2 separate regions of the Homo sapiens genome follow, and region 1 is linked to region 2. The links are chromatin loops, found by intact Hi-C in ENCODE. Cell type or tissue: endothelial cell of umbilical vein. All regions are shown on one strand. Each heading gives the region's core, and the rest is flanking DNA. Links, peaks and the distances in the headings are about the cores only. Region 1 overlaps CCNH (cyclin H). Region 2 overlaps LOC101929380 (a long non-coding RNA gene).

Region 1 (2,928 bases), core at 130-2,629, 240 kb before region 2:
CAAACATGAGGAGGTATGTTTTACTCCAAAGATGAACTCTAAGTTATTTTTGTTATACATTCTGGTGTGACTATACTGTTAAGATTTATTCTCCAAGAGTACAGGCATTATAGAGTTGTGGGTTTTTTCATTTTTTGCATACTTCCTTACGTACAGTACTGTTGTCCATTATTAAAGGGATTTTTCTCTCTTCTGTCTTTATTTAATGAAGAATCCTTCCTGTGTTCATAGAAAGCAGAAGCAATATGTATACATACTACATTTTTGCTTTTTTTCTTATTCTCCAAGGATTTTTCCCTTACCCCCTTTTAAAAAAAATTTTCTATCTGTCAAGTCAAATAAGTGAATAATCAGAGGCAAAAGGTCACAGCCATAACCTTTATTCCTCACTGGAGGAGTCTGGTGAGACCATGCCAACATTACTAACAGTGAACTATTACAAAATTTCCTGGTTTATCTTTTGTAATCCACATGGGTAAAAGGAGGAGAACATTTTCTTAAAGGGAGGTAAGAGGTAAACAATACTGGTTATGCTTCAGTGTTATCCTTACCACACTTTTTTTCCTTCTTAGGAAGAATGGACTGATGACGACCTGGTAGAATCTCTCTAACCATTTGAAGTTGATTTCTCAATGCTAACTAATCAAGAGAAGTAGGAAGCATATCAAACGTTTAACTTTATTTAAAAAGTATAATGTGAAAACATAAAATATATTAAAACTTTTCTATTGTTTTCTTTCCCTTTCACAGTAACTTTATGTAAAATAAACCATCTTCAAAAGAGCTAGAATAGCACCTGTTTTGAATATTCTTATTCCATCGTGACTAATATCAAATTAAAGCTGCAACTCATTTGCCTAATTTTTTAAGCAAAATATGATAGGCAAACCTATGCTTTTTTTAAAAAAGGCACCACAAAAAACAAAACTTAGTAGCCAGCTTTAAAAGTGTTAAGGAATGTGTTTTGCCCTCTAGAAACCTTTATAAATGGCTTTTTGAATGCCATCCTGATATATTTAGCTATTTGTCCATTACTATTAAACTGCAGAAGGTATTTCAACTGTTACATGGTACTGAAAGCCAGTCGTCTGGGTAATGAATATTATTTTTCTTTAGTTACCCGAAAACATTTCCAAATGGGTTTTTAAAAAAAACCAGATATATGATTTTGAATAGCTGTCTACATCAAACTCTTACGCTAGTATAGATAAGTAGGTAGCAGCAAATTGTATATTCAGTTGTGGTTGTTTTTTAATTTTGTTTTGATGTAAGGTCTTGCTATGTTGCCCAGGCTGTCTCAGACTCCTAGGCTCTAGTGATCCTCTGCCTCAGTTTTCTGAGTAATTGGGACTACAGGCACACATCACCACAGCCTTATAATTAACCTATTAGATCCTATAAGTGAATCCGTGTAAGTAGATTATAACAGTTACTAGGAATTTTGCAGATTAAATATGTTAGAGAAATGTAATTCAAATTGAAATGAGTCAATATAAAAATATGAAAGCACAGACTATTACAGCAAATTACTTACATATGAATCATGGCCAGCTGTATTTCACTATGTGACCTTGGTAAGTTATTAAACCTCTAAGTGCCAGTTTCCCACACTGAAAATGGGGAAGATAAAAATGCCTACTCTTCATAGGATTAATTAGAATAGTACCTGCATACACTAGTATTCAGTAAGTGTTAACTATTATAATTGGAACCAAACTGTGGACGTCTGTTTACCAAGCCAGATTTTTTTCAGGAAAACTGGCTTGAAGGAATTCCGAGTAATTCAAGTGTCCTGAATCTAATTAAATTGCACAAATACACACACCTCCTCAGTCTCAGTACATCCCAGGCTGTACTTTCCAGAAAGGTAGGTACCATTATAGTTACATCTATTTTAAGGCAATACTTACTATATGCATATTCATCTCTCTAACAATAATTCTTTACACTGTAGGCTTGAGTTTTGTGGGTTTTTTTTTTTTCTCATTCCAGAGTGAAAGGAATAAAATTCGTGATGTGAGATTTTTACAAAAGCAGAGTGGAAGAAGCCAAAAGTTATAAATCCTCCATCGCAGTCCTAGTTAAATATATTGCTGCTAGGCTCTAGACAGAATTACAAGATGTTCACAATTTGTCTCATTTTCCCTTTCAGATCGCCAAACTTTGGCATCAGAGCAAGGTCCACACTTATCACTGAAAATTTTCCCACCCAGCCCCATTAAAAACGTTAAAGTGTGAGAGATTTTATTTCAACACTGACAAGCTAGTTACTAGAGGGCCTACAAAGGTAAGTAACAAGTTTCCATTTCAACTTGAGAGACAAATGATGTTAAAATATAAGAAGCAGGGTAAGTCAGGTTTGTGATTTTAAATAAAAGGGAGAAGGATTTCAGACTGAGGAATGACAGGTTAGTATGGCTAAAGATTGAGGTGTGATAAATGGGAGCCAAAGTGCACAGCAAAAATATCTTGACTAATCCATATCCTCCCTGTCTTCTATCATGTAACCAAGGAAGGAGACCACCTGGGATACTATGTTGGTCCAAGTCCAGCTAAAAAACAGAAGGGGTGGAAAGGAGAGTAATTTGATAAAAGAGCCAAGAAGGGAGAGAATGGAATGAATTGAGCTGATTTCAAGGAAAAGGAGCATGGGACATGTTGAGATTTTTGGTATCAGTGTTAAACGGTGATTGAAGCCACATAGGTTAGCAGCCCCCATAGAAATAACTGCCTTTTGTAGCTTGGAACTACTAAGCAGACATCTTTTAAGCCCTTAGCATTTTTTTTTCCTGTATTTTATACATTAGAGGAATAGCATAAAGTGTTGCTCTTGGAATCTAGGGCTTTCCTTACTGTGGGAACACCTCCTTGGGTTCCTGTCTCACTCACTTTGATTACCAATGTCATTCTGCCACGTATGTTCCATAT
Region 2 (2,928 bases), core at 274-2,773:
ACTTTGTGAGGTAGGTAATATACATATCTCCACTTTACAGATGCAAACCTAAAGCTGAGGAAATTTTTAAAAATTTGCACAAGACCACACACAGATACGGTGTGCGTAGGATGTGAGTCCAAGCAATGCCAAAGTCATCTTACCAGGGCTGCATACATTTGACGACTCTGCCTCTCTATGGCCAGGCACCCTCTACCCACTAAGTTCCCAGTAGACTGGGAACTTAGGCTGAGAAAACCATCTGCAGCCATTTAAGAGCTTCTTGTTTCTCCTGCAGGACACAGATCCCGATCCTATGGAGTCCTGCAAACAGGCAAACAATGAACAATAACACTCTTCTTTCTCTCCCATTCCAATCACCCAGGTAAGAGGATGAGAGAGAAAGACCAAATAATTACCAGAATCAATTTTCTGCTGGTCTGGAAGATGGGGATTGGTACAAAAAAATAATTAAGCATGAATACAGAAAATAATAAATATATTTATTATACATGTAAGTTTGTAAGGTGAGATTCATACCTATTACATAGACTATAATGCTTTCTCTTATTAGTTTGCATTACAATTAGAGTATTTCCTGTAGATTGTGAAGAAGTACAAGTTAGGACATTTTTGTTATTTAACTTTGTTTCTTGCACATAGGGGTATGCCAGGAATATGCTGGTTGAAAGGCTTATTGAATCATCCTTAATAAGATTTTTCTATTACTCTATTTTTCCCTCAGTAAATTTTGTTCACTTAAAATGTTGAGATCTTTATTGTAAATATAAAGTCTATTAACATTAATAGCTGCACTTCAAAGGTCCTTGCTCTTAGAAATGTATTTTTTACTCTTTATTCTTATTTCTTATTCTTAAGATAATTTTTAAGAATAAATCAGAAAATGTAACACAAAAACATTTCAACCAAAATATTCATTAACCATACCATGTAATTTCCAAGGGCAAAGGGTACTTACAACTGTAATGACAATAGCTGCAGAATCTATCAAGAAAACAATGTTAATGAATAGGAAGGGGAAATACATAATCCATAGAGGAACGATGCCAGAGAGAACTGCAACAAATGACTCAGCAGGAGAAGGTCTTACTAATGTCAAGGGCCAGAAAGCCAAGCACTGTCATCTAAGAAGAAAATCTGCCAAGAAATCAAGACTACTCCTAGAGTTGAAGCAACTTAATGTAAATCAGAGCTACTGTTGGTTTCTGTGATGATAACAGTTAACCAGTTAGTATGCTGCCCTTCTTAGTCACTTCCTTCCCATTCCTCTACCTCTTTGTGGTTTCTGACCTTCAGTCCTAGGAACTCAACAATTCTACAGTCCCAGTAACCCCAAATAGATTTTTTCCCTGTTAGATACATATTAAGGTTTTCAGCTTTATTTGACTTCATGAAGAACAGTTATGTCAGTTACACCAAAGATATGCATAAACTAACAAGTCTGAACTAATACTGTAAAGCATTTGAGGAAAAGCATAGGTTCTTACGCTATTTCCTTCATTCAGTCACAGACCATCCAGTCAACATCTGTTGTTTACTGAAAGTTGGGTATTGCTCTAGGTGCTAGAATTCACAGACTAGCTGGACAGACAGACATATAAATAAATTCTATGTGTAGTACGATAGGTGTTAGAGACATCGCTAAAGTTCCAGGAGAGCACAGACAGGAGAAGGCAATAGACAAAATAAAGGAGAATTTCTAGAGATGGAGATTCTATTGTTTATTTTTATTTATTTATTTACTTAGAGACAGGGTCTTGCTCTGTTGCCCAGGCTGGAGTGCAGTGGTGTGGTCATGGCTCACTGCAGCCTCAACCCCCTGAGCTCACATGATCCTCCTGCCTCAGCCTCCTGAGTAGTTGAGACTACAGGCACGTGCCACCATGCCTGGCTAATTTTTATGCTTTTAGAGACAGGGTCTCACTATGTTCCCTAGGTTGGTCTTGAGCTCCTGGGTGCAAGTGATCCTTTCACCTTGGCCTCCAAAGTGCTGGAATTACAGGTTTGAGCCACTGTTAAAAGGGACTTTGAAACTGGATCTTGAAGGATGTTAGGAAGTTTGCCAGCTGATTCAGAAAGGAAAAGGCAGCTAGGTGAAAAAGAATAATATTAATATTTTGGGGGGAGGGGCCAAGACGGATGATAAGAAGCAGCTGTGTTCCACGGCTCTCACAGAGAAGAATGAAAACGGCAAGTAAATCTGGCGTCTTCAACTGAAATATCCAGGTTCTCGCACTGGCACTGACTAGGCAATCAACTCGACCCACAGAAAATGGAGAAAAGCAGGGTGGGGTGACGGTCCACGTGGGAGCGGCACGCAGGCAAAGAAACCCTCACCGCCAGCCAAGGGAAGCAGTGAGTGATGGCGTGACTCCACCCGGGAAACCATGCTTTCCTGACTCCACCCGGGAAACCATGCTTTCCTACAGATCTTTACAAACCCTAGATCAGGAGATCCCCTCGTGAGCCCACACCACCAGGGCCTTGTGTTCGATACACAGAGCTGTGTGGAGTCTCAGCAGAGCTGTCGTTCAGGCTCACATAGAGACCCAGGTTTTTATTTTTATTTATATTATATACATATATATACACATATATACATACATATATACACATATATATACATATATACATATACATATACTATATATATACATATATATACATATACATATACTATATATACACATATATATACATATACATATACTATATATATACACATATATATGTGTATATATATATATTTTTTAATTTTGACGGAGTCTTGCTCTGTCACCAGGCTGGAGTGCAGTGGCGCGGTCTGGGCTCGCTGCAACCTCCACCCTCAGGGTTCAAGCTATTCTCCTGCCTCAGCCTCCCGAATGGCTGGGACTACAGGCAGCTGCCACCACGCCCAGCTAATTTTTTTTTTTTCGGTATTTTAGT

What was found. Hi-C counts contacts between places; a loop is a spot of excess contacts. Peaks named below come from ENCODE experiments on the same cell type or tissue, not always from the same donor. Only the 100,000 strongest peaks of a DNase experiment are listed, where the experiment ranks them.
Region 1: it touches region 2 in a loop (3-fold over the local background); 1 of 110 quality-filtered maps calls a loop at or near these places.

What each region holds. Positions count from the first base shown.
Region 1 is chr5:87,392,129-87,395,056 of GRCh38, reverse strand. CCNH (cyclin H) reads left to right here. Exons shown (of 9, transcript NM_001239.4): 8 at 1-13; 9 at 573-783. The coding sequence ends at 611. Among named protein-coding and RNA genes, the nearest start is that of CCNH, 19 kb to the left of the region's middle. In endothelial cell of umbilical vein, for the core only: no CTCF peak of the experiment used is centred there; a DNase peak (open chromatin) is centred at 1,566; H3K27ac peaks cover 2,431 bases.
Region 2 is chr5:87,149,997-87,152,924 of GRCh38, reverse strand. The region is part of intron 2 of LOC101929380 (a long non-coding RNA gene); the gene reads right to left. Among named protein-coding and RNA genes, the nearest start is that of MIR4280HG, 29 kb to the right of the region's middle. RefSeq lists a silencer at 1,126-1,326. In endothelial cell of umbilical vein, for the core only: no CTCF peak of the experiment used is centred there; a DNase peak (open chromatin) is centred at 1,314; H3K27ac peaks cover 1,900 bases.